Regions from separate parts of the Homo sapiens genome. Here regions 1, 2, 3, 4 and 5 are each linked to region 6. The links are chromatin contacts, found by Hi-C or POLR2A ChIA-PET in ENCODE. All regions are on one chromosome and are shown on one strand. The core of a region is the stretch at or near the end of the contact, and the rest is flanking DNA. Distances in the headings are between cores, read along the strand shown.

The links. Hi-C counts contacts between places; a loop is a spot of excess contacts on that map. ChIA-PET counts read pairs that join two places held with the same protein, here RNA polymerase II (POLR2A). Pooled maps may share reads with other maps.
Region 1: a loop to region 6 is called in a map of naive thymus-derived CD4-positive, alpha-beta T cell, with 5 times the contacts of the local background. The contact joins the promoter of VPS54 here to the promoter of ACTR2 in region 6. A Hi-C loop is called at or near these places in 1 of 168 maps with a recorded cell type or tissue (naive thymus-derived CD4-positive, alpha-beta T cell), 2 of 37 single-sample maps with no recorded cell type and 9 of 50 pooled maps. POLR2A ChIA-PET finds 5 or more read pairs at or near these places in 4 of 52 experiments (CD8-positive, alpha-beta T cell, HepG2, activated B cell and 1 more).
Region 2: a loop to region 6 is called in a map of chondrocyte, with 3 times the contacts of the local background. The contact joins the promoter of MEIS1-AS3 here to the promoter of ACTR2 in region 6. A Hi-C loop is called at or near these places in 1 of 168 maps with a recorded cell type or tissue (chondrocyte) and 5 of 50 pooled maps. POLR2A ChIA-PET finds 5 or more read pairs at or near these places in 2 of 52 experiments (PC-3 and activated T-cell).
Region 3: a loop to region 6 is called in a pooled map, with 2.8 times the contacts of the local background. The contact joins the enhancer-like site here to the promoter of ACTR2 in region 6. A Hi-C loop is called at or near these places in 3 of 50 pooled maps. POLR2A ChIA-PET finds 5 or more read pairs at or near these places in 2 of 52 experiments (HepG2 and activated T-cell).
Region 4: a pooled map shows a loop between it and region 6 (4-fold over the local background). The contact joins the promoter of LINC00309 here to the promoter of ACTR2 in region 6. A Hi-C loop is called at or near these places in 6 of 50 pooled maps. POLR2A ChIA-PET finds 5 or more read pairs at or near these places in 2 of 52 experiments (CD4-positive, alpha-beta T cell and activated T-cell).
Region 5: a loop to region 6 is called in a map of CD8-positive, alpha-beta T cell, with 8 times the contacts of the local background. The contact joins the promoter of PELI1 here to the promoter of ACTR2 in region 6. A Hi-C loop is called at or near these places in 6 of 168 maps with a recorded cell type or tissue (CD4-positive, alpha-beta T cell, CD4-positive, alpha-beta memory T cell, CD8-positive, alpha-beta T cell and 1 more), 2 of 37 single-sample maps with no recorded cell type and 11 of 50 pooled maps. POLR2A ChIA-PET finds 5 or more read pairs at or near these places in 4 of 52 experiments (BJ, T-cell, activated B cell and 1 more).

The regions. Positions count from the first base shown.
Region 1 is chr2:64,017,418-64,021,671 of GRCh38, reverse strand. VPS54 (VPS54 subunit of GARP complex) reads left to right here and starts at 2,244. Exons shown (of 23, transcript NM_016516.3): 1 at 2,244-2,734. RefSeq lists a silencer at 2,121-2,830 and an enhancer at 2,991-3,060.
Region 2 is chr2:66,430,500-66,435,005 of GRCh38, reverse strand. MEIS1-AS3 (MEIS1 antisense RNA 3) reads left to right here and starts at 1,536. Exons shown (of 4, transcript NR_046438.2): 1 at 1,536-1,715; 2 at 2,996-3,075; 3 at 3,168-3,186. RefSeq lists enhancers at 1-21, 1-485, 1,355-1,707, a promoter at 1-123 and a silencer at 730-829.
Region 3 is chr2:64,091,227-64,095,942 of GRCh38, reverse strand. It overlaps PELI1 (pellino E3 ubiquitin protein ligase 1), which reads left to right. Exons shown (of 7, transcript NM_020651.4): 7 at 675-3,291. The coding sequence ends at 1,241. Among named protein-coding and RNA genes, the nearest start is that of PELI1, 51 kb to the left of the region's middle. Within about 2 kb of position 3,347, at least 3 of the 41 ENCODE cell types and tissues checked have a DNase peak (open chromatin) inside an H3K27ac peak, as active enhancers do.
Region 4 is chr2:64,203,787-64,208,475 of GRCh38, reverse strand. It overlaps LINC00309 (long intergenic non-protein coding RNA 309), which reads left to right and starts at 2,991. Exons shown (of 6, transcript NR_033837.1): 1 at 2,991-4,689. RefSeq lists an enhancer at 3,897-4,226.
Region 5 is chr2:64,141,549-64,146,049 of GRCh38, reverse strand. PELI1 (pellino E3 ubiquitin protein ligase 1) reads left to right here and starts at 1,630. Exons shown (of 7, transcript NM_020651.4): 1 at 1,630-1,969. RefSeq lists silencers at 1,403-1,462, 1,553-1,742, 1,823-1,892, 2,033-2,102, 2,113-2,182.
Region 6 is chr2:65,226,559-65,230,723 of GRCh38, reverse strand. ACTR2 (actin related protein 2) reads right to left here and starts at 2,893. Exons shown (of 9, transcript NM_005722.4): 1 at 2,767-2,893. The coding sequence starts at 2,814. It overlaps LOC124907779 (a long non-coding RNA gene), which reads left to right and starts at 3,125. Exons shown (of 2, transcript XR_007086461.1): 1 at 3,125-3,243. RefSeq lists enhancers at 1,962-2,051, 2,124-3,012, 3,013-3,902 and a silencer at 2,552-2,741.

The DNA.
Region 1 (4,254 bases), core at 995-3,494, 1.2 Mb after region 6:
TTTCTGGAACAAGGTGGGGTATAAACACAAATATTTTTTTAAAGGCCAAACCAGCCAGGCTTAAGGAAGTTTTTGAACTGTTGTTGACTTCCTGAGGGGGGTCAAAATATAAGAATTTGCTAAATCCAATTCCTAGCATAATCTATGAACTGATTCTAGACATAAAGAAAAATTATTTTCCTTTCTGGCCTTAGATAAAACTTGGTTAATCCTCTTGTTAATATTTTCACAGTATAAACACATCTTTTTTAATAAAAAATTTTTAAACTGACAAATAATAATTATATATATTTATAGGATCCAATGTGATGTTTTGATATATGTACACACTGTGGAATAACTAAACCAAGCTAATTAACATATCTTTCACCTCACCTACTTTTTTTTTTTTTTTTAAGAGATGGTGTCTGGCTATGTTGTCCAGGCTGGACTCAAACTGCTAGTTTCAAGGCATCCTTCCACTTCAGCTGAGACTACAAGTGTGGGCCACTGTACCCAGCTTATTTTTTTTATGGTGAGAACATTTAAAATGTACTCTTGGCTGGGCGTGGTGGCTCATGCCTGTAATCCCAGCACTTTGGGAGGCTGAGGCAGGTGGATCACGAGGTCAAGAGTTTGGAGACCAGCCTGGCAAATATGGTGAAACCCCGTCTCTACTAAAAATACAAAAATTAGCTGGGCGTGGTGGTGCGCGCCTGTAGTCCCAGCGGCTCGGGAGGCTGAGGCAGGAGAATTGCTTCAACCTGGGAGGCAGAGGTTGCAGTGAGCCAAGATCATGCCACTGCACTCTGGCCTGGGCAACAGAGCCAGACACAGTCTCAACAAAACAAAACAAAGAAAGTACTCTTTTAGCTATTCTGGAATATTAAATACATTGTTATTAACTGTGGTCATCGTGCTGTGCAATAGATCACTAAAATTTATTCCTCCTACCTGAAACTTTATACCCTTTGACTCACATTTCCCCTTTCCTCATCACCCTTTACCCCCCAGTCTTTGGTAACCACCATTCTACTCTGCTTCTATGTAAACTCATCTGGTTTTATAAGTGATCAGGGATTTAAGAGGACTTCACTCTTTTACAGTTAAATTTATTTCATATTGGGGAATGATTTTCTCACTTTGTTTCTTACATAATTTTAGAGGATTGAACTTAGAAAAATATAATGTAAGAGTTTTCTCTCAACTATTTTTGATGCTTCCTTACTTTTTGTCCTCTTTCCCCAACTTTAGCTCTTTGGTGGGGAAAATATTATTTCATAAAAGTTATGTTTGCAGTTTTCAAAGTGACTTCTTAGAAGTGAAACTTGGATCAACATTTTTTTCAACCCCCCAACTATAAGAGTTACATTTTCACTTTTGATTTGTTAAAACATACTATGTCTTATAAATGCTTGAAATTTATTTTTAGGCAAGAATTTCAACATTGAATAAAATCTTCCCAAAATTAAGTCACAAGCACTCAAAGGATTGAGGATCTTTTTCTTCCTAAAATATATGTGTGTGTGTGTGTGTGTGTGTGTCTTTATATTTATATACTAAGACCTTCCCTTTCTTGTGGACTGTGTTTTATTGGTTTAAAGTTGCAAGTCCTGTGAAACCAGGCTGAAGTCAGAATTAGAAGGTATTAATTATCATACACACTCCAAGTATCTCAGTCAAGTAACAGGAATAACTGATTACAGTGTCTGGGAGGAAGGCCTGGAACTTGGGGAAGACTTGGAGGGGAGGACTGGATGGGGAAAAGGCCTCAATAGAGAGAACTGGGTTGTTGCGGAGGGGTGACCTTTAACCTTTGGAAGGGCATTTACTAGGGAACAGCTGAAAAGCATTTACTTCGAGGGGGTGGGGGAGAGGAGGAATCTCGTGGAAGTATTTGCTTTAATAGGTCCCGGGTGATTTAGGGATGTTTCGAGTCGGTTGGTCTTGGGGGTGGCGAGGGCTACGCTGGAGGGGTCGCGTCCCAGTCCCGGGGAAGGCGGCAGGAGGTTTTCTGGGTGTTCCTGAAAACTGGGAGTTGGGGGGAAGGGTGGTGGGGAAAGTGGAATTCAGCGTGGATTTGTCTGCGTGTAGGACTATTAGAGGAGGCGCAGGGGAGCCACGCGGTGTATTCCCCGCCCCGAGAGAACTCTGGCTGCGCCTGCGACGGGCACGCCGGCCTGCGCCAAGGCCGCTTTCCCCAGGCGGCGGGCGCTCCCCCCGGCCCGGGCCGCGGCCCTCCCGCCCCGGCGGAGCCGCGCGGTGGATTGTGGGCTGGGGGCTGCGGCGGCCTCCGGCGCTGTCTCCCCGCACCCGACCGGGCCGAGCCGGCTGGGCCGGCGGGGTGAGGGAAAGCAGTGGAGTCGGGAGCAGAAGCGCTAGAGGCAGTGGTCGTGGCGCGGCGGCGGCGGCTCCCCTGGAGGCCGGGGATGTGGGAGAGGCGGTGGCAGCAGCGGCGGAGGCGGCGCTGCGGACCCGGGGGAAACTGCTGGCTGACAGGACACCCGGGAGAGACGTGAGGGAGCCGCCGCTGCCACCTCTCACCCCTGAGTGAAGCTGGGCTCGAGAGGGCGGCCCTGTGCTCCCCGGGCCGACTGGCCAGCGGGCGCGGGGCGGGGGCGGGAACCCGGGCTCGGGCCCGGCCGGGCGCCGGGCGGCGGCGGCCGTGGAGCAGCAGCCTCGGTGCGACGTGGAGGGCTGGAGGCGGCGGCGATGCACTAGGCCTCGCTCAGGGCGGCTGCCCCGGGACCCGCAGGTAGGTGTGCCCCGCGGCCCCCCGCGCGTCTCAGCCCACTCTCACCCCGACCTACAGCGGAGAGAGGGACCGAGACCCCACCCCCTCGGCTCTCCTCCCCAGCCCCAAACGGACCGAGTTTCGGTCACAGCTGACCGGCACTGAAGCTTCCATGCTCCTCTCCGCCACTTCCTTTTTTTTTTTTTTTTTTCCTTTTCACTCTCCCTCCGGGATCGGGGCTGGCAGCTGTGTTCCCTGCCTCCTGTCAGCGACCGCAAACGCCGCTCTTGCCCCTCTCTTATCTTTCCGGGATCCCAGCTCTGGAACTTCCATCACCCCCTTAGACGCTGCCCCCAAACTTTCCTTTTCTTTTTCCAGCCAGGCCCTTAGTCCTATTGGATTCTACTGGAATCGTTAAAACATTTGTTTGTTTTTCTCTCCGGGGAAGGCTAACCCAAAGAGTTACTCAGTATTTTGCATTTTGGCAATGTAGCTTGAAATAATTTGTGCAATAATTTTCTTCAGTTCTGCCTCCTTCCATCTCTGCATAGACAGAAAGGGCAGGCCCTCTCTGCCGTTTCTGCTCTCCCGTCGTTGACTTGGGAACTTTGGCTTGCCAATTATAATTAGCCGTTTGGTCTGTTCATGTGTTGAGTTCAAGATGGTATTTTTAGCATTTTGACTGACAGGCGTTTCAAAAAAAAATTTTTTTCTTCTAACCAGCTTTATTTTTTGGTCTTTATTGAGGCTCTTTCGAAGAATTAAATTGTTTGGACTGTTTTTGTTTTTAATTGGCTGTATTTCTGATTTGTCAAATCAAGGGCGGTCTTAATACTAAACGCCTTTAAGTAATACCGTGATAAATTACTTGTAGTATACCGAGAAATATTACTGCGATAACCTAAACTGCAGATTTTGATGTACATTCACTTTTATAAATCCGAAGGGGAGTTCTAATTGGAAAAAGCACCTTCAGAGCCTAAATGATTTCTAAGCAGTTAAATGATGGAACAGAGGGAATGATGGGATTTGTTTGACTGTATTTGTAGTGTAGTCAGAATCGGATTTCCTAGAAATGGATGTTGATGGTTCGTAGTGCTCATCATTGCTTATGATAGGTTACCAGTAGCTGTAATTGATAGTTGTTTGGGACGACAGTAGATGTTTGCGATTTTATTGTAATTTGGCTATTTTTAAATTATGTTCTGATAACTTAAGAATTATTACACTACCAATCTAAGAGGCAGTCTGAGGATCACTTTTTTAAATAAATGAAAAATGTTTTAATGGGTTTTTAAAATAAAGAATGCATCACAACCAAATCGTAAAGACTGTTTTGTTGTTGATATTCGTATATTTTGTTCTTGTAGAAGTATTGTTACTACAGCATTTGGCTTTCTGAAGTGTTTTTGAAATTAGAATTTAATACTAAAAGTTTACTAGGAAAAGGTGATTACTTTTGCATATGCTTATATTTTCTGGAAAGTTAAAATTGATTTCTGGATAAGATAATTTTTTGTGTCAGAATTAAAGTCAATTCC
Region 2 (4,506 bases), core at 287-2,786, 1.2 Mb before region 6:
GAGGCAGAGAGGCGCTCCATTAAATCGCACGCCCAGGCACAAACACCACACACCCAGGGCACACGCACACAAACGCAGGCAGTAGCCCGCGGCCGCCAGCTTTATTTTCAGTATTCTTTTCTCTCCCTCCCCCTGCAGACTCTCTCCCCAAAGCCGACTCTCTTGAAATAAATTGGGAATCAACGCCGGGCAGGCAGCAGCGGGAGTTATTTTGCACAGGGCTCCGCGCATAGACTTCATGACTTTCCTCGAAATTATTGGGGTCTGCCAGTGTTTTTCGGGGCAGGGGGTGATGCGCAAAGTACTGAATTCTCAGAACTAAACACTGCAAGGAGAAAAGTCAAAGCGGGATCGTGGAGGAAAAGGAGGGAGAAGCCAGGTTGGGAAAGCCTCTGCTAAGGAGTCCTGAGAACATGGGGTTGAGGTGGCTCGGGCTTTCTGCAGACCCAGCTTAGAGGTTTCTTTGCTGTTAGAGGTGGACGCCCGGCCGGGGGAAAGAAAATGCTAGCATTTTGTCACTTCGGGTCTGGACTCCCCCACCTCCTAGCCCCGGCGGCTCCCAGCCCCAGCCCAGGCGTCCTGCGCGAAGTAGAGAGGAAGGGAGGGAACAATGAGCTGAGCGCGGGGAATGTGCCCCCAGCGCCTGTTTACAAACACCAAGCTATTTATGATCGTCGGAAAGCGAAACCCGGCGCGGGCTCGCAGCAGCCCAGACCTCGCGGGCGGAGCCGGGGCCGGGGAGCCGCTGGGAGGGAGGCTCTTTCTCCGACCCGCTCGGGGTGAGGCGGCCGTGCGCCCAGGGCGCGGCGCGGCGCGGCGCGACGCTGCCGGAGTGCTAGGCTCCGGCTGCAGCCACCGCTGCCTTTGTCTTAGAGGCGCCGAGGGGCTCCAGCCTCGACCTCTCCCGGGCCTGTAAGAACCTCGCGCCCCACTAGCTCTTTCTCCAGCGAAGCCCTGCCCTCACCACCCCAGACATCCTTCCCCGCGCTCCTCTTTCCCGTCCCCAACCCGGCTCGGCGAAACCTCCCAGTGCCAGAGAAAAAGAAATCCGCTTCGGAAGCTGAGATTTCAGACAAAAGCTGCCTGTACCTACAACTCGGAGGCTCCAACCAACCACTGTTTTTTGTTTTGTTTTGTTTTTAACTTTAACACCTATTGCCTGGGCTTTAATTCCCCCTCACCCCTTCTCTTTATTCTCCCGCTCTAAGCTTCTCCCTTGTGATTATATTTAGTGGCGTTATTTTCGTATTTATATTTCTGTCCGCTGGGCTCTGATCTGCCGAGATGGCTCAGCCGCAGCAGCTCTACCAGTGGCTGGAAACCTCACATCCACAAGCAGGGCTCGCAGCTCGCTCGGCTCCGAGAGGATTTTTCCCCCTCCCTCCAGCTGAAACCTCGCAGAAAACTCCCCCTGCGGTCGACTGGAAAATGAGCTCACCCAAATCTCGGTAGGCAGCCGTGGAGGAGTGCTCGGCCAATCAGGAGGCGCCCCCGCCCAGGCCGCCGCGCATTGGCTGCGGGGAAAATCAATTATCAAATAATCGATCAGCAGGGAGCTTCGATCTGCGGGGAATGCGAACTGCCAGTCCCTATTCCCGCCCTGAAGGTGGCCAAAAGGCTGACTCCCTCCAAGCAGCCCGCCCGCGCCTCCATCGCCCCCACCCACGTCCCACTCGCCAGCTGCGGACTGAACCCTCACCCTCAAGGGGGTGTAGGTAGGGAAAGAGTTTTGAGCAAGATTGGGGGTATCCCTTCATCCGAAGATTGTTTGGGAAAGGTTAGGAGCTCTAAAATGTATTGAAGCCAACTCTTAAGCGCAAAGTAAAAGATAATTTGCGTCCGTCTGCGAGGTAGGACTGAAGATTCTATAGAGTGGGCTTCCGAGGAGCAGGAGACACAGGGCGAGCATGAGAACATAGGTCTGGAATGAGGTTCCACCGAGCGTCCGTAGTCTCCTTAGGCGACATCTATCGCTTCCTTTAGCACTTCGCAGGAGTCAACGCGGGGTTGGTTGCCCCCAACAGTGGAGCGTTTCCATAAAGCCGAGCAGATGAGCCTTCCCAGCCGCCTGCACTGCACCCTTCCCCGCCCCCAACTCCGTACTGGCACCCTGTGTGCCTGAAGGGCTGACACACGTTCTCCCAAAACCTTCAGAAGCGCTTTGCCTTGAAAGAGCTCTCCCTCGTGTGTGTGTGTGTGTGTGTGTGTGTGTGTGTGTGTGTGTGTGTGTGTGTGTGTTTAAACCATCTCCAGGATCCCTTATCATTTGCTTCCTCTCTCCTTTTTCTCTCTGTTTCTCCCTGTCTTTTTTCTGACGCTTAAGTTTCAGGATCTTTTAGTTTTTTTCCATCACATACATGTGTAGGTTTTCTGGTACAAACGCCCTGAAACATCACTTGGGAGGTTAAGACAGGCCCGCGAGTAAAAGCTGGGGACGGAGTGGGTGGGCAGCCAGGTGCATTACCAGCGCCTTTATGCCTCTGCCTACACTTCCCGGCCTCCCCCCATCCCCCCACCCCCCCACCCCACGCCTCACCGTCGCTCCCCGGCCCCACAACATGAACTTGGAAGCAGAATTTCAGGCCAAGATGGAACCTCCCCGTCTCAGGAAGGCGATTTCTGTTTAATCCTTGGGAGGCTGCGCTGGCTGGGCCAGGCAGCACGCTCCTTTTCCGATTAGGGAAAGGACTAAGCTGGGCCGGCAGTCTGCGACCCCTTCCCGGAACCCCAGCCGACTTCGGGGTATACCTGAGCGCCTTCCGATGGCTGCTCGCGGGGGTGTGATCATCGTCCCCGCATCAGGCCCGCCAGGCATCTGCGCGACTCGGGGGTAGGAGGGAGATGCGTGGGTGGGAGGTGGGGGTCAAACCAAACACCGACAGGGCACACCTACGTTTATGATCCTTAAATGAACTGCGAGGGAAATTGTGTAAGTATAATTTAACTGAGAGAAATTTATTGCGAAATACGCTTAGAGGACTGTGGTCTTTAACAGCCTCAGGGGTTCTTCGGCAAAGAGGTAACGGGGCTTGGATTTACCACAACTCTGCGGCCACGTTTTCAAATTTGGAAAAGGTCAGTATATATATATATATATATATTTGACAACAGGATTTATTTTGTATTGTTGCTTTCCGGTAATCTTTTTCTTTTGTTTTCTAGCACAGATGAGAAAAGAAGGTTCAGGTAAGTCACCCTTTGCAAACATAACCAAAATCTTCAAAGCAGGAGGAAGACTAGACGACTGCATGCTTTAACCATGATGTGCCAGATTACCTTAAAAATGTACTTTAAATTACCTACACACAAATTTTCCTTAAAGAATGAGATAGTTTGAGTTTGCGGACTTAAAATCAACTCAGTAGTTTTGAAAAGTGCCCCTCCCCCCCCCCACAGTCTTTCCATTTTAAACTGTGAACCTAATATAACTTCTAGGCCTTTATACAATTAATTCTGAACAATCAAGGGACTAAACACTTTTACAATGTAATTACAGTAGTACAAATTGTTTGCCCAAACCTCATTCTGGATAAGGATTTTACAATTAGCAAACAGTTATTACAGTTGGGGCTTGCTGAGAGAAATTGCACAGAGGATGTCTAGAGTTGCAATATAGTAGCCATAAAAAAAAAAAAAACTCCTTTAGCAGGGCAGCAATTAATCATCTATTAAAAGGAAACAAATGAAGGGACAGGTCTAGGTATCTTAGTAAACTACTGTCAATATTTATGCCCATTTTTTGACAGCCCCTATTCCTAACTTATTTCAGATACTTGCTTTTTTAAGGCAATAGCACTTTTATTTTGCAAAAACTTGGCCTGGTGAAAACTTCTGGCACTTGGCCCTAGCTCTTGCGATTCAGGCCTTCCGTTCTCTTCTCATCCTTCTTATCTCAGAGCATCTTTCCAGAGATAGAGAACGGTGACAAAAGGAGGCAGACTGGGCCCTTGGTCTCTATTGTTTACACCCTCCTGTATGGAGGCATTTCAAGCCCTCAGTGCTCCTCTGAGCTGCTGGTAAAGTCGTCTCGGAGAACTCCCCTGACTTTATGTTCTATAAGGAATTGTGCTTCTGGAAAGATCTATATCCTAAATTAGGCTTTTGTCCCAAAAGGTCACACTGATGAGTCAGCTCCAAAACCCTTAGAAACTAAAGAGGCACCTCTTAAGGTAAAACGTGTGTGTATTTGCCAGCCCAGAATAAACAAAAGCCTGTTAATCAATCGAGTTTGGCAGCTGTGTTCACAAAATGATAAGGGTTTATCATTTGCCACCAAACTTTAAGATGTCCCTTAAAATGCTGTGATTGGTTTTTAGGTTGTCCTGTGGTGTGGAGGCTTGGCGTTTGTATTTCAAAAACATTCATCCTCTGCATCTCTCCCCCTCACTAGCATTGACATTTCAAAAAAACAGAAATAAGAGGAGGGAGGGAAAGATAGTTTAAAGAAAATAGATTCGAAATCTAGTACAGATAATAGAGGAATGCTGGAGATAAGAGCCTGGAGGT
Region 3 (4,716 bases), core at 2,098-4,597, 1.1 Mb after region 6:
AGCCGGGCGCGGTGGCTCACACCTGTAATCCCAGCACTTTGGAAGGCCGAGGCAGATGGATCACCTGAGATCAGGAGTTCGAGACCAGCCTGAGCCACATGGAGAAACCCTGTCTCTACTAAAAATACAAAATAAGCCAGGCATGGTGGCGCATGCCTGTAATCCCAGCTACTCGGGAGGCTGAGGCAGGAGAATAGCTTGAACCTGGCAGGCAGAGGTTGCGGTGAGCCAAGATTGCGCCATTGCACTCCAGCCTGGGCAACAAGAGCATTTTAGTAAACTCTGGAAGTTCATTCTTCTGTCATATCATGTTAATATATTTTAAAACCTAAGCTTTCTTAAACTAAACAGCACTCCCTCTGATCTTTTCTGTTGCCATCTGTATATCTTAAACCATATTTACCTCATTAAAAATATTAGACTTATTGATTAGCCAGATGTTTTAATCATAAGTTGTCTTTACCATAAGGCTAAAAAGAAATATGTTAATGTTTGATATTTTATCCTTGATTTTCAAACTTAACATTTTTCATAACTACTGTCAGTTTCTTGAATATTTAGTGAAAATCCTAGGAAACCTCATTTCTTGAGTAAGGAGTACTTAAAACCAAAACACTTATGTAAAAATCCAAAACAGAGTGGTGAATATGTTTTTCAACTCTTGTCTCCTCTAGGTGGAAATTGAAACCAATCAGTTACAAGATGGCTCGTTAATTGACCTCTGTGGTGCAACATTGTTATGGCGTACTGCAGAAGGCCTTTCCCACACTCCTACCGTGAAGCATTTAGAAGCTTTAAGACAGGAAATCAATGCAGCACGACCTCAGTGCCCTGTAGGGTTCAACACACTAGCATTTCCTAGTATGAAGAGGAAAGACGTTGTAGATGAAAAACAACCATGGGTATATCTAAACTGCGGCCATGTACATGGCTATCATAACTGGGGAAACAAAGAAGAACGTGATGGAAAAGATCGTGAATGTCCTATGTGTAGGTCTGTTGGTCCCTATGTTCCTCTGTGGCTTGGATGTGAAGCTGGATTTTATGTGGACGCCGGCCCTCCAACCCATGCGTTTAGCCCGTGTGGGCATGTGTGTTCAGAAAAGACAACTGCCTATTGGTCCCAGATCCCACTTCCTCATGGTACTCATACTTTTCATGCAGCCTGTCCCTTTTGTGCACATCAGTTGGCTGGTGAACAAGGCTACATCAGACTTATTTTTCAAGGACCTCTAGACTAACAGACCATTGTCTTGCAGGACTACATTATAAATTTATAAGCTAAGTGAGTTGGGTTTTCGAACCTGTTGTCCACGTCACAGTTTTTCTGCTCTGGTCATTTGCATTAAGATGAAGAATTTTTTAAAACATTTATAATAAATAGTAGCAATTTCTGAGCAAAAATCTGGGAAACTCAAGCAAAGGAATTTCTGAAAGTATCAGTCTTCTGAATTCTGAGTTTTGAAAATATATTTTGAGGAGAAAAAGACATAGTCTAATTTGATGCCTTCCTTTTAGTGTTTTTGAATCACCTATCCTCAGTGCTGAAATTGTTTTGTATAACTGAGGGTACTGTTGGTTCAAACTATGTTAGTTTACAGTTTGTTGCAAACATTGTAAAATACAGCGACATGTATATTAACTTTTTTCTATTTATCTTTATTATAGAAAATACCTTAGAATGTTCTTGATAGAGTAGCATGGTAACGATGGTGTCACACCCTTGGTGTGAATGGTAGCTTAGTGAGCAACCTAGCTCAAGGATTTGCAAAGTTAGGAAGAAGGACGAGAGAGCCTCTCTCCCCACCCCAATCTAAATATGGAATTTGGTAAATTAGAATACTTTGTAATTTGTAAGACCAAATTCATACTAATTACCCGCGTGAAAGGTGTTTGTTTTTAACAACATTGAAGATAATCAGGAAAGATTTTTTCTTAATGTTTCTCTCGAGCGTAGTACTATAACAAAAACTTAATGCTAAGAAACATTTTATATGCTCCTTTGGATATGCAATTTAATCTAGATTATCTATTTTTCTCCCATGATAACTAATCTGTTTTTAGTATCAGCAGCATTTGGCAAGTTTATTTTTTGGATATAAACTGTGGTTCATCTGTTCACTGTTTCTAGAAAAAAATCATTGCCATAAGAAAAAGTATAAATTAGCAAGAAAGGAGAGTGACTTGATTTGCTTTTGGAAAAAGAAATGCTTAATTAATTATTCTGTATTTGGCCTTATTCGGGCATTAGGAAATCTAGAGATCTAAAGGGTTGAATGACAATAGTGCCCCCGTTTTTAGCAGACCAGCCTTAACTCTGGGTTTGAATCCTAAGGAGATTGCCACAGTGAGACTTAAGGAAATGTTTGGTTGGCAGATGAGCACCAATGACTGCAGCGTGGAGTGACGCACTGCATGGTCTGTTTATTCTCTAATTCCAATATGTCTTTTGCTTCCAGAAGCAAGAAAAGTTTCTTCTCTCCCCTCCTTCCCACCCTTTTTTCAAAGGCACCACAAGTATAGACAGTTGCACTACATCAAATCTTTTTTTGACACTTGTAGAAACCAGTACACTTTTAGATTAGACAGTATCTTCTTTTAATATTTTGATTTGTTTTCCTTTAGTTTGAAAAGTTGTATAATACTTAACTGACTGTAGCAAAGTTTTATATGTGGTAGCATACCTTTAATTTATCCTATTACAAAACTGTTCTGAATTTTCTTTTGGTTTTTAAAAAACAAAACTTGTTGCTTAGAAGCCATGAATTATTTTATTTTACTTCAACTGTCGAAACTTCCTTGTTTTAAAAAATGATCATTTGGGTTCACTCAGGAAATGCATGTCAGGAAACTTGTATTATAAGTTTATTAGTTGTGATGTATCAGTAACTGCTGTTACCCCTTTTTCAAAGAAATGTAATTGATTTTGAAGTTTTCTAGATTGTCACATGCTTTGTGACTAATGCAAGAAAGCAAGTCCTGTGTTGTATTTGTTCTAGTCATTTTTATTCAGGCTATATATTGTAGCTTAATTTTTATTTGCAATTAATTTATTTAAACTAAGTAAATACTTTTCAAAATACATAATTGAATTCGTCTCTGTGAGTTCATTTTTGCATAATCGAGAATGAGAAACCAGAAGTGAAAACTGTGAACAACTCTATTCCACACTCCAAAAATACTCATTTGAAATAGATGAAGAGTTTGCATTTAATGTAACACTTTAAAGTATCTGGTTCTTTTTTAAAAGCATCTCTTACTAATAAAGGAACTTTGTTAGTGGTTGAATAATTGAGGCCTTTTCTAAGTTAAGCCTTGCTAGGGAGTTGGCACCTGTAAGTTGCATGTTAGACTATTTAAATAGTGGCTTCGTAACCATAAAAGTTGCACGTCCTTCCCAAAGTTGCCTGCATTTTCTTCTAACAGGTAAAAACAATCTCTTCTAACAGGGAAAAACCTGGCTCATTTTCTATCAAATTCAAGTTTTAAAAATTCAGGCAATTTAAATGATCAGTTGGGTGTTTGCTGTTCAAGCAGAACTGTTATTTTGTCATGGCCTAATAGAACACTTTTACTTAGTTGTATTAAGGGAATGTCAGTATTCTGGCCAAGGAGGAGAAAAAGTTGTATTTAGGTCTTCTAAATGCATTCTCAAGAAAGATAATCTTTATGGCTTAACTCTTTTATCAAAGTAATCTTTATATTTAAATGCTACTTAATTTGTTCAAGGAATTAAATTTCCCTTTATCTAAAATGTTAGGGTAATGAAGCAAGACATGAAGGGAAGCCATTCAGACATCAGAGTTCTTTTACTAGGTTATCCTCTTGCAACCTTCTTTGCTTACTTCCCTCATGTAAAAGTCTTCTAGTACATGTAAAGCAGGGTAGGAATAAATAATAATGTAAGTATGTAATTACTTCTTCTTTTTTTTTTTTTTTTTGAGACGGAGTCTCACTCTGTCGCCAGGCTGGAGTGCAGTGGCGTGATCTCGGCTCACTGCAAGCTCCACCTTCCGGGTTCACGCCATTCTCCTGCCTCAGCCTCCCAAGTAGCTGGGATAACAAGCGCCCGCCACCATGCCCAGCTAGTTTTTGTATTTTTAGTAGAGACAGGGTTTCACCATGTTGGTCAGGATGCTCTCGATCTCCTGACCTTGTGATCCGCCCACTTTGGCCTCCCAAAGTGCTAGGATTAATTACTTCTAACATTTGAGTGTCCCACTTCACTCTTCCCGTCTGACCCAGACTGAGGGCACTGGTGAAAGTCCACTTATTATGTCTCTAAGGTTATAAGCTCAACATAACTCTAACACTTTGGCCCTTCGTTGCAATGGATCATCTTGTGCTACCACTTCTTTTTTTGTTTAAGACAGGGTCTTGCTCTGTTGCCGAGGCTGGACTGCAGTGGTGCAATCACAGCTCACCACAGCCTCAACCTCCCAGGCTCAAGCAATTCTTCCACCTCTACCTCCTGAGTAGCTGGGACTACAGATACACACCACCATTCCTGGCTAATTTTTTTCATTTTCAGTAGAGACGCCGTCTGACTAGATTTCCCAGGCTGGTCTCAAACTCCTGCTCTTAAGCAATCCTCCTGCCTCAGCCTCCCAAAGTGCTTGGATTACAGGTGTTGAGCCACCACACCCTGCTGTGCTACCACACTTTAGAGACCACTGGTTAATAAACCTATGTTCCATTCCCTTCTCTGTTTTCTCT
Region 4 (4,689 bases), core at 1,742-4,241, 1.0 Mb after region 6:
CTATGATCAAAAATATAAAGGGTTCCCTCTCATCCACTGGAAAATAAGGATCTTTGCCCATGACCATCAGGGTTAAGAACAAGAACTATTTAAAAGAATGAAATATTTTGTCTTTTAAGAAAAATTAAGGAATGAAGCAATCAAGAATTGTATTAAGTTCAAATAATACGTTAACTTGCCACTGGACATTTGGCTCCATCTTACATTTTGATCCATAGGAATAGAAATTGAAGAAAGTGATGATAAATTTTGGGTCAGAGCCTGGGCACAGTGGCTCACACCTATAATTCCAGCAATTTGGGAGGCCCAGGCAGGCAGATCACTTGAGGTCTGGAGTTCGAGACCAGCCTGGACAATATGGTGAAACCTGACTCTACTAAAAATAGAAAAATTAGCTGGGCATGGTGGCGGGTGCCTGTAGTCCCAGCTACTCAAGAGGCTGAGGCAGGAAACTCGCTTGAACCCCGGAGGCAGAGGTTGAAGTGAGCCAAGATGGTGCCACTGCACTTCAGCCTGGGCGATGGAGTGAAAGTCTGTCTCTAATAAATAAATAAATAAATAAATTTTGAGTCAGTAGTAGTGCAAGATTTTTCTAGAGCCAGATTTCATGCAGTAAGAGCTTATTTTAGCAGTATGGGTTTCCCCTGTCACACCAAGCCAGAGCCCTCTGAACCAGTTGTTCTTGGTACACAGGTAGCAATGAACTAGAAAATTCCCCTAATCTACCTGTGGTCTGATAGAATTTGAAGAGGGTAATTCTGTTTGTTGCCAAACTCCCATATACCAGGATGTGCCACCACACCATTTTCCATAGGCCATGAAGAAACCTACATGATGTCATTTCTAATTTGAAAAGAAAAAATATTTTCAGAGTATTTTTGTATGGTTTGGTTTGATTTTTATGTTTGTTATGGTTTGAACGTGTCCCATAAAGTTCATGTGTTGGAAACTTAATCCCCTACCCAACAGCATTGAGGAGTGAGATCTTTAAGAGATGACTTTAAGAGACAGGCCCCCTTCCTCACCCTCTCTCCTTCTCACACTGTCTTGCTCTTCTGCCTTCTGCTATAGGATAACACAAAACACAGGCTCTTGCCCGGTGCAGGCCCCTGACCCTGTACTTCCCAGCCTCCAGAACTGAAAGAAACCTGTTCTTTATAAAATACCCAGTCTCAGGTATTCTGTTATAGCAGCACAAAATGAACAGGGACAACATTCAAGGGATTGAAATTGATTAAGATGTGGCACTTGGAGAGAAGGGTAACGATTAGAACTTGGACAGACTCCTGATAGAAGTGCCTTTCTTTCCACCAAGACACAGCTGTGCTTTTCTCGAGGTTCTTGCACATTACATCTTTCAGCCTGGACCCCATGTGATACATGAGAGGCATACATCATAGTGGGCATGGGAAGCAGAACTTTTCTCTTACCTCCATGATGGACCCTGGTGCTTCCTTCCCCTGCTCTTCTGCAGGAGAATAGTGGGAAAGGCAGTGATGCTCTGCTTTGAAGGGAAAAGGGATTTTGATTATAATGTGTACCAGTGACTGGGCACAAACACTGAAAGACAGATTCTTGGCTGCTTAATTATGAAGTGTTGTAAAGTACTAGATTTGGGAAGACTTGTTTTTTTCTCAAGCACAATGGGATGAAAGCCTAAACCTGGCGTTGCTTGTTTAGCCCTCTCTAGTTGCAGAGCCACCACTAAGAAGATGCCTTGGAAACAGTGAAGATAAGAAAACCATGTCCCCTTTAGCACAAAAGAGGATCGGTGCCCCCTTTTCCAAATACCACTTTTGGTCAAGCCAGGGTCCTCTGGGTCGCGCCACGTTCCTTCCCTGGCCTGGGCATTGTGCTGATTAGAATCTTGCTCTCTTTCTACCACCTGATTATTTGAAATGATAACAGCCTGTATATTTGCAACTTCAAGGCTAGGATATAGTTTCCTAGTGATTAAAAAATAAATAAGATTTACTCCACTCACCCACCCCTGGCCATAATAAAGCTACAGCTATGAATCAGACCCACCAATATTTGAATCTCAACCCCTTGACTTACTAGTTAGGTAGTTTGGGCCATTTTTTGTTTGTTTGTTTGTTTGTTTGTTTTTTCAAGACGGAGTCTCACTCTGTCACCCAGGCTGGAGTGCAGTGGCGTGATCTCGGCTCACTGCAAGCTCCACCTCCCAGGTTCACGCCATTCTCCTGCCTCAGCCTCACGGGTAGCTGGGACTACAGGCGCCCGCCACCACGCCCGGCTAATTTTTTGTATTTTTAGTAGAGACGGGGTTTCACTGTGTTAGCCAGGAAGGTCTCGATCTCCTGACCTCGTGATCCGCCCGCCTCGGCCTCCCAAAGTGCTGGGATTATAGGCGTGAGCCACCGCGCCCGGCCGGTAGGTTTGGGCCATTTTAACCTTCCAGGGCCTTGGTCTTCTCACTGTTTTTGTTTTGTTTTGTTTTAAACGGAATCATTTTGCCTACCTTCATGGGTGAGGATCAAGTTAAGTCAATGCAGGTAAACTATTAGGCAACTAGTCAACTCTCAACATTTGGTGGTTATCAGAGTTCACTATGTGGATGAAGACAATACAGCTAGGAGCCCTCCTAGACAAACCCTGGAGAGGAAGAGCTGCTGCAAAGTGTGCAGGAAGCAGGGGGCACCAATGCAGATTTTGCACCCCCTTTCCTCAGGAACTCCCAGGAACAGCCAGGTCACTCCCCAAGCTGCTTCCAGCACCCCCTCGTGTATGCTGATCACTCCTCCAGTGGAAGTGAAAATATTTAATACTTGGAGAACTTTGCAAAGGTCAACTGTGGCTAATAATCCATCCCCCAAGAACCTCATACCACAAGAACACAGACACACGTGCACACATGCATGCACAGACACTCATCTGGCTTAAGAGCATCAAGAGTCAAGGAGGTAGAGCAATTCCAGAACATTATTTTCTCTAGATGTCAACTTCCACAGAGCAGGGCCAGAGAGATTCTGGGACCTGTCCCCAGGGGAATTATTTCTAATACCCTTGATAAAATGTACAAAGCTAGGGTAGGAAGTAGCAAGGTGACAGCAGTGGTTAGGTGGAAAGTTTCTCTAAGAGAAAGAACTAATGAATTCGTTCAATTGAAGCTTTTTAAATATATTTATTCCTGTCACCTTTCAAGTCAGCAGCTTTTTCCAGGTGACATGGCAAAAGGGCCTGGCAAGTGCACAGGGTTAAGCCAAGGACTATCAATACTGCTCCCTAAAATATTTTCACCTCTGGTTTTGGGGATCTGCTTCTTCTCGGGGTCTCTCCTGCTGCTTTCCTGGTAATAGCACCTAAGAGACCCATGAAACAAATCCCCAGTTCAATACAAATTTATAGCTGAGTAAATATGAGCATAGGCTTTAGGAATCCACAGAATTGGAGCTTTGCTTAATACCAGCCGGGAAAATGTGGTTGTCAGTTAACCTCTCAGAGCCTCTTCGAGGCTTGGTTCGCTCATCTATTAAATGAGTCTGAATAAGCCCTACTCCTCCAGGTTGTTGCTAGCATCAGACGAGAAATGTATGCAAAGCCCCAGTGCCATGGCTGACACACAGGAAACATTCAACAAGTGGTAGTGCATTTTCACTAAGTAAAAGGAGTAATGATTTCTTTAGTGGTTTCTTTTAACACAGGGGTTTCTATCCATCCCAAATAGAGGATAGATATTCTAATAAAACAATCATTTATGTGATTTGTGATTACACCGTACAACTCAAGTTCCTGTGGAATGTTTAGCGTAATCAATCCGAAGCTCTCAGCAAGCTCCCTGGGCCTGATTTTCAAATCCAATGTTACTGTAGCAAAGAACTAAAGGAGGGGAAGAAAAGCACCACTGTATTAAATACACCCTCCTCCCCTTTTTCCTAAAGGCTGTTTGTCCCCTTCTCTTGATAAATCTTCAGTTCCCAGAGAGCAGAGACTCTTGGGAAACAGGAAGTAGCAAAATGCCAGTGAGAAAATCCCCAGATGAAGAGCAGCAACAAGTCTCCGGGCAACAGTGTGGTCAAAAGGGGGAAATTCCCCCATCAGCGCTCAAAAACAGTCCCTCAGGAAAGCTTAGTGAAGGTTAATTTGGGAAATTCCCTCAGAGGCCATAGAACAGAAACGGAAAACTGCTGTTTAAGAGAAATCTGAACGGAGCAAGCCAGTTCGTGGCTGCCTGGGGTGCTCTCTGCGTGAACCGCGCTGCTGCTCCAGCCTGACTTCCCCCTTTTCATCCTGATCCTGAGGGCAACCCCGAAGGGGTCCAGTTGCCAGAGCCACTTGACACCCACCCTGCCCAGGCTCCCAACCCAGGAGAATTAATGCCGCAACACCCAGCCTCTTGAAACGAGCTGCTGCTAAAGCAGATTTGCCTCCCCGTTAGGACCTCCTGTGACCCACCCTCATTCCTGTCCCCATGGTAGACTAGCAAGCCACAGTCATCATACTGTGAGTGTCCCTCACAGTCACTTGCTATAACAAGTCCATCAGGTTTTACTGGGTTTTAATCTAAATGTGACCTTAGGATGACATTTCTTAGTGCTGCTAAGCTCCAAGAGGCAGGGAGGAATCCTCCCCACAAAGAAGAAGAAAAAAAAAATCACATAAACATTGTCCCATGAAAGGCTTAGAATGGAATATCCTCTGATCAGCTGAAGCAGAGAAAGCATATAA
Region 5 (4,501 bases), core at 381-2,880, 1.1 Mb after region 6:
AAAGGTTCATGTTCCTTAGCATATTGTGCAAGATTCTTCATTACCTAAGCTGTCTCCCTTACCTTTTTCAGTGTCTCCTCTTGCCACTCCCCCAACTCCATTCTACTGCCAGCAATGCAACTATTTGCTGAACCAAAATACGTTTGGGTCTCACACCTTTAGGTATTTGTGCTTGATGCTCTCCCCAACACCACCCCCAATGCTCTCACCCACCTCTCTCTTCCTCCTCCCCTACCAAAATACACAAACATGTTAATTCCTAGTTATCTCAAGTGATCTTTGAAGCATTTCCTGATTTTGCCCACATCTGTGGGTAGCTTTGCATTTTCCTATTGTAGTACTTCTCAAATTAAGTCTATTTACCTGTCTCCTCCTTTGCATAGTAAGCACTCTGAAAATAAGAATGTTTCTTTTACATTTTTGTATCTCTATTTCTGGGGCTCAAAACAGTGCCTAGCACAAGTAGACACTCAACAAGCATTTTTTGAATGAGTGTATAATTATATAGTCTGTAGATATAAGGATTTCTGATCTTGAGACTCTCTGAAAGCCTTGCTCCAAAAGTGTGTCTGATTCCTAAGCATTAATCTTTTTCTTCCAGGGTGTGGGGTTCTAGGTAGGTGGAGAAGGAAAACAAAAGCGCTCAGGACGCGTTGCCTTTAGCTCTCCGGAGAGCCAGTAATGTGTCCTGCCTTTCTCCACCCTCCTCCCTACCACCTTTCCACACCTGGGTGCCCAAGATGGGTGTAGACTTAGCTGACCAGCCCAACAACATACTCATACCTTGGTTCAGACTTCTCTTATTACCAAACTAAAGTTGGCCAATACACATAAACAATTTTCAACTTGTCTTTTGAACGTATACTTTATGAAATTTGTATGTCTTAAAAATTGTAGGCCTTAAAATGAACGAACCCGGATTCTTTTATAGTAATCAAGTAAAATATAGGGGTCTTAATTCTGTACTTTGCCTTTGCTAATCTTAAAGTTAGATGTGACTAACTGAGCAAAGTAATTAATTACGGGACTTTGATAGTGGTGATATTCCTAAGTTTTATAACCTAATTGTTCAATTACTGGAAACAACTACATTTCGACAAGTCTTAGGTAAAGAAAATTGAATTTAGCCGGAGAAGATTCAATTGAGGGAAGTGAGGGACAGAGGTATTTGTGATTTAGGGTTTGTGGAAGATAAATTACGCAGCAGGGAAGACTGAAATATGGAGAGAAAGTCAGACCTCACTGGGTACTTATGACTGGTAAGGCTAGGAGTTGGAGGTGGAGAAAAGTAGGAAGGACCGTCTAAGGGTTGGATCCCCAACAACACCATAATACAAGACCGTCCTTGTTCAGCCAACAGCAGCACTGAACACGTTCGCTAAGTGTGTCGGTGACCATGGTAACGGTGGGAGGGGGCGGTCCAAACCTCGCCCTCGAGCATGCTCAGTGCAGAGCGAGCCTGGTAGGGTGCTGGACAACAATGAATCCCTTTTTTCTTCAACCGGAGAACTACAATTCCCAAGAGCCTTCTCGGTGCGGCGACACCGCCTTCCGCTGTGGCCCTGCCCGGTCCCCTCCCTCAGGCCCCGCCCCCCGGCTAGACCCCTCCCCTCCTTGCGAGTGTATGTCAGTGACCCAGAGGCGGTGTGAGGCGGAGGGACCGTCGGGGGGCGCCGCCGCCGCCTCCACTAGCAGCAGCGGCAGCAGCCCTAGTCCCGCGGTGCGGTCGAATTGGTCCCCAGCCCTCCGGGAGCGCACCACAAAGCAGCCCCAACGCCTCTCCCTGCGTCCGCGGCTCCTCAGCGCTCGGCTCCGTGGTCAACTTCCCCTCGCTGGGCTCGGCTGGCGGGCGCGGAGGGCAGCGGCGGAACGGCGGGCTGTCTGCTCGCGCTCCCCGCGCACAACACTTCACCCTCTCGCCTCGGGTCTCGGGGGCCGCTCTGGGATCCCGGCCACCAGCAATTGTCCGGTAAGTGTGACCGCGGGGCGCCGCGGGATGGATGGCGGCGGGGCCGCCGAGGGGCGCGGGGAGGGCGGGCGCGCAACTTCCTCGGCGGCTTCCCCGGCGGCCAGCAGCCGGCTCTCCCCGCCCGCCTGCGCGCCCCCGCTGCGGCGGGGAGCGGAGTTTGCGGCGCCTGCATCCCGCGCCCTGGCTCGAGGAAGCGCCTTTGTCAGGAACCGGCCCTACGCGGCCTCCCCCTCCGCCCGGGAGCGGGGCGCGCGGCGGCCAACTCCGAGCCCCGCGCCTGGCTGGCCGCGCGCTCCGGCTGCGAGAGGGGAGCTCTGCGGGTGGCGGGGAGGAGAGGGAAATGGGAGAAACAAAAGGGGCGGTGGGTTTCCCTTTTGTTTGTGCGGATCTGATAACTTCTTTTCCTCCCTTACATAACGCAGACTTCAAGTTAGTCATTCTTTTTATTGTTATGATTGTTGTCATCATCTCTGCGCGTCTTTCACATTTCCTTTCATCTTTGGATCTCAGAGCATTTTAAACACGCTAATTAATTTCACCCCCGGGTCCCCTAGGAAACAAGTTAATACGCCCGTTTCCCTAAGTGGGTAAACTGAGGTCGTGAAAAGCTCTCAAATTGATGGATACGCTTGATCTTCTACCGCGCCTCGTGTCTGAGTATATGAAAGCGTTTATGAGGAAGAACCCGTTCTCCAAAGCCCCGTGGAAAAGTTAAAGATGCTCATTTTACTTACAGGTTAACTGAAGTCCAAAAGATGTCTAGGTAATTGTTACGTAGTTCAAACCATAATTCTTCTTACATAGTGTTTGAATCTTAAAACCTCTAAAGACTTAGTGAAAAATGCTCCGAGTAGGGAAATTAATGTAAATCATAAACTCACGTCACCATCTACTTTTATTTTTGTACGTGCAGGTCTGTTAGAGGCAAGAGAGCAAGAAGGGGACAGAGGGCAGAGGTTTTTTAAAAATGTACATTTAACAGATTTTAATCACTACACACAAGGAAATGTGCCTTGGTTTTAACAGCACCAACAATATTCCTGTCGTTTAGTCATCAAACAGTATATCAACAAATGTTATTGAGAACTTTATTCATAAGGTGCTGGTTGTGCTAAAAACTGAAGCTTTATATATAAGAAAAGGTCATCTGTTTCGGTTCACAGGCTCTTTACTTTTTCTTACTCTGCAAAATGTTACTTTGTTTTCATTGCACATGATCTTTTGTTTCAGAAATGGCATTGTCCTTTACTGTGTCGAATATGTATTACTCTTACACTTAAGGATAAATGAATTTATTATTAAGTTTTCATAATAGGGTGAATTTAAAATATTTTAATTGTGGTAAAGGTTCACTTTATTCAGTTCTGTTTCAGTTTACGATGCGTTTTCTTTATAGCCAACAAAATATTTTCTGAGTGATAAGATTTACATGTCTCAAAACATTGTTCTTAGTGTACAAATACAGCATATGAATTCCTTGTTTTTTTTATTTATACCAACAACCTCTTCTGGGGAAAAGTCTTTAACTCTGAGGACCTTATTTATTTTGTGAGTTTTTATTTCTTCGGTACCATACTGGAAAGCACCAAAAATTTAAACCAAGCATCACTTCTACTAGCTCTTTCCTCAGGTAAATAATAATCAGAACTGTAGTAATAGTGAATAGTTTCACTTACTCTAAATTCTCTTAAATTTAATTTTGTACTATATAGTTGTCCTTACATTTTAGATTTTGGTGGTTGCATCAGAAAATGAAAGTGAGATGTTCGTTATTTTATTTTTTTTCCCAAAGCCTTCTAACCTGTTCCCTTTCTATAGTATGTTAAAAGAGATCTTGAGTTTAAAATAAATAATTGGAAAGTAGAACAGTTATATGTATGGAAAGTTGCATGTAGTGAAGTGGTTATAGTGTCTCATGTAGTGAATGTACAGGTTTTAAAGAGGAAACTATCACCTAGCTTTTTATTAGCATGGTAGAAGTGCTGTAATGTAATAGTAGTAGTATTTATTTGCTTCTAAAAAGTAAGCTGGAAATTTGCCTCAGTGGAATTTGTAGGGGGAGGGAATCCATTCTTTCCTTAAGATTGGCATTTAAATGTTCTTACAGTTGGTTATGTTGAACTTTTTCTGTGGTATTTTCAAGCCAGATTTACCAGGAACATTTGTACTTCAAGGAAGCTACTAACACTGTCTTGGCTCAGTCACTGGAATCCACAGGCAGAAGTTAGTGTTGACTGGCAAAGTCTGGCTTTGCAGGTTTCATAATTTCTTTGAGACCCCTTAAAGGAAATGACTGAAAAGTACGGGGTAGGAAGTTAGTCTAGTACTGCCAAATGCCACTGAGGCAAGTTTCAAAGGGGAAGCCAAAGGATGTTTCCATTTGATTTAAGTTCAGCCTCTTCTGGGTTGTCAGAATGTCACTTTTGTATTTTAAGAGTTCTATCATTTCAGAATATGATGTATTATGGTTTTCTAGTAGGTCAGGTGGTAAGGACTGTAGATAGTCATTATGCTTCGTGGACAACTAATGTT
Region 6 (4,165 bases), core at 1,644-4,143:
ATTAGCTTCTGACAGCAGGGTGCAGTGGCTCAAGCCTGTAATCCTAGCACTTTAGGAGGCCGCAGTGGGCAGATCTTTTAACCCCAGGAGTTCAAGACCAGCCTGGGTAACATAGGGAGACCCAGTCTCTACAAAAATAAAAAAATTAACTGGGTGTGGTGGCACAAGCCTGTAGTCCCAGCTACTCGGGAGGCTGAAGCAGGAGAACCGCTTGAGCCCAGGAGGCAGAGGTTGCAGAGAGCCGAGATCACGCCATCGCTCTCCAGCCTGGGCAACAGAGCTAGATCCTGTGTCCAAAAAAAAAAAAAAAAAAAAAAAAATCAGCTTCGGTTAACATTCCCATTCTAATTTAATATTTAAAAACTCATATATACTACAAATACAGGGCTCATTACCTTGAACCCCTAAAAGAATTCATTAAAATATAACTGGCTTGACTTTCTAAAAAGAGTATCTGACACAATCACAAAACAAAAAATTTTAAATTCAATTTTTAAAGTTTTTTATTTATTTAGAGGCCAATTTGAAACTATAGTGGAAATCAGGCTAATACTTTTTTAAAAAGCACATTTAACTGAATTTTAGCCGCACATGTAACATGCGTTTATGGTTAATTTAGTTTAAATATAGTTTAATAATACTTGCTTTGTTCAAATAAAGAACATTTTTCCAATAATTCAGAAAGGTCATGAAGTCCTCTCCATCTTCCCTCACTCCCTTATCCTCTGTCTCATAGGTAACCATTATGAACATTTCTTATGTATCCCTCCAAAACTTTCATATGCGGATACAAGTTTGTGGACATACATCTTTAATAAGGAACACACACTTAAACTGAATCATTCTAAAACCTTTTTCAACTTAAAATCTTAGACGTTTCCATAGCAGTGGATCTGCCTTTTTAAAAATATTACATTCTTAAAAACCGTCACATTAATATGTTTTGTTTTTCTTTTTTTTTTTTTTTTTTTTTGAGACGGAGTCTTGCTCTGTCGCCCAGGCTGGAGTGGTGCGATCTCGGCTCACTGCAACCTCCGCCTACCGGGTTCAAGCGATTCTCCTGCCTCAGCCTACCGAGTAGCTGGGATTACAGACGCCCACCACCATGCCCGGCTAATTTTTGTATTTTTAGTAGAGACGGGGTTTCACTATGTTGGCCAGCCTGGTCTCAAACTCCTGACTTCAGGTGATCCGCCCGCCTAGACCTCCCAAAGTGCTGGGATTACAGGCATGAGCCACCGCGCCTGGCCTCAATGTACGTTAACACTCTTTTTACTCTAGTCCATTTTTAACACAGTTCAGATGAAGCTACCATAATTATTGCTTGTAAAATTGTGTAACAAATCTAATCAAGGGCAGTATTATGGCAGTAAATACCAGCTCTTTTCCCCCTCAACAATTCAGATTCCAAAGTGTTTTGTTCAAGTAAAATGAACTTTAATTCATACATCATATTTATGGGAGGGAGGGGAGAAAACTCACAAAATGTTGCAACATCAAAATGGTTAGAAATCACTATAGAAGTCATCCAGAATAAATAATATTTCCATCTTCTAATTTGCTGACTTTGCTACCCAAAATACATTTTTTTTTAATCTGGCAAGAGGGAGGTCTGAATGAAACAATTTTTTTTTTTTATAATTGAGACGGAGTTTCACTCTTGTCGCCCAGGCTGGAGTGCAGTGGCGCAATCTCGGCTCACTGCAACCTCCGCTTCCTGGCTTCAAGGGATTCTCCTGCCTCAGCCTCCCAAGTAGCTGGGATTACAGGCAAGCACCACCACGGCCGGCTAATTTTTGTATTTTTAGTAGAGACCGGGGTTTCACCACGTTGGCTGGGCTGGTCTCGAACTCCTAACCTCTGGTGATCTGCCCGCCTGGGCCTCCCAAAGTGCTGGGATTACAGAAACAATTTTCAAATAGTTTCTAAATCAGTGCTTTAGTCAGATTTTACAATTTTTGAATCTTAAAGGCTAACATTACCTGTATACTGAAACGAAGGGAAAAAAGGGGGCTGGGGGTGGGATAATCAACACTAATTAACTTCCCCTAAGGCTAGTGGAATTAACACTTGAGTCTTGCGGGATCCTAGGTCACCCAAAACCACTCAATGGAACATGCTGGTCTCCGTGGGCCTACTCCTGGGCCAAATACTAGTATGTAAAACAAAAAGTGAACGATGCGCTGCCGATCTGGACCCCTTCCCTCGAAAAAACTAATAAAAAGCCCAACAAACACAGCGAAAGGGCTGAGGTCCACACTCCATGACAGCACTTCCCTTTTTTTTTTTTTTTTTTTAAGTAAACCCGCTTCCTGCTTCTCGTTTGGTGTATCTTCAACTATACAGGAAGAGGAAGGCCTCTAGGTCTTTCTCCTTTTTACAAACCGGTGGCCCTGGGGAAAAGAGCCCTTCTCGGAACACACAAACCGAGCCTTTTACGCTTCCGTCCGCTTTAGCCCAATTGCCCCCGCATTAGCGCGGAGCAGGTCCCTGCCGGGCGGTCAGTAGGCTCCATGTCCAGTGCCGGTCTCGCCCGCCGCCCCCACCCGGAAGGGTGAGGGGGTGGCAGGCTAAATGGGTGGCAGGCTCAAGGGAGACCAGGGAACGGCCGGCTCGCTCCCACGCCCGCGGAGGTGGGAGGCACCGCCCCGCGCCCCTTCGCCCCGAGGGCCCGGAGGTGCAGCCCTGGGGGCCGAGGGCCCGTGCGCCAGCTGCTCGTCCCCGCCGGCGTCTGTGGCCGCCAAGGCCTCCTCGCGCGGCCCTTACCCCGGTGCCGTTGTCGCACACCACCACCTTCCTGCCCTGGCTGTCCATCGTCCGCCCAGGGAAGAGCCGCTGCAGCCGCACAACCTACAGCCACCGCCGCCCGGCCGTTTTCTCTTCTTCCTCTTGCGTCTTCCCGGCCCCTCCTTCGGCCCAACTTTTTTCCCCCGACCGGAAGCCGCCGCCGGGCTCCGCCCGTCATTTAGCTGAATGCCTGCACGAAAAGGGTGGGACGGGCAGGCAGCGCGACTGGCAGCGGTGAGCTCCAATAAAAGATGGAGGAGCGTCGAGGCCCCTCCCGCAGCTCCGCTTCCGGCTCGGCTGTCACGGTCGCTGCCCACCCGGGTTCTTCGCTGCTTCTAGTTCCGGGCGCTTTGCCGGGCGTTAATGGCGGCCAACATCGCCGGTGCTGCGGCTTTCTCCCTAAAGTGTCACAGGAGCTAAGGGCGCTGCTTAACGAACTGCAGAAGACGCAGGCAGGTGAAGGACACCGGTTCTGCTGCGGCAGTGGAATGTGGCGGAGAAGCTGGCGGGTAGGGCGGGGAGCAAGCCTGGAGGTCCTGGCGGACCCCACCATTCGACAGGGCTTGGTGTGTTATTGCTTCTAGGCCTTTTCAGCGGACAGAACTGGGATGGATACACACATGCTTATTTGAAATCATGCGTTTGTTCCATACTCCAATGTCAGCCCACCCCTTCTTTGCCCAAGTTGCTCTATGGTCAAGTGAGCGAGAGCAGGTGCCTGCATTTCCAGCCTCGTGGCTCACCGCCTCCTTCCAGTAGTCCCATGTTGCTTCACACCTCTTAAGTACATGTACTTCTGTGAACCCAGAGCCTTGGCTTTGAAATCAGACAACCCCAGTTTCAAACGTGGCGCTGCCACTCACGAGTTTTGTGATTTTGGCATACCCCTGTCTGCATGGGGATAATAACTTCTATCTCCATAGGTGTGGTGAGGATAAAAGTCTATGCATGGAGGAAATGTTCATTCAGTGGTAGCTATTTCTAATTCTGTTCTTCTGGACCTATGATTCTATCTACGATGCCTCATTTTTTTTCCTTTTTAATCAATTGGCAAACTTGTGCTCTGAGACCCAGCTTGTTACATCTCTGATGACAGCTGATATCCTCAGGATATTCCGTACTTCCTTTCTCCCTATTACTTTACTATGAATATATGAATAACATTGTGCTTATTGCATGCAACAAATATTTATTAGATGAATGACATTAAAATTCACCTTTAAAATGCCATCCTTTATGAGAGGTGAGAAATAGAACTTTTCCTTCGACATGGCTGTACATGTTCAACAACTAGAATAAAACAGTCATCATGAACCCTCAATCCAGTATTCTTTTTATAATATAGCTGCCTGTCAGTTTTCACTGTTCTTTTATTAGA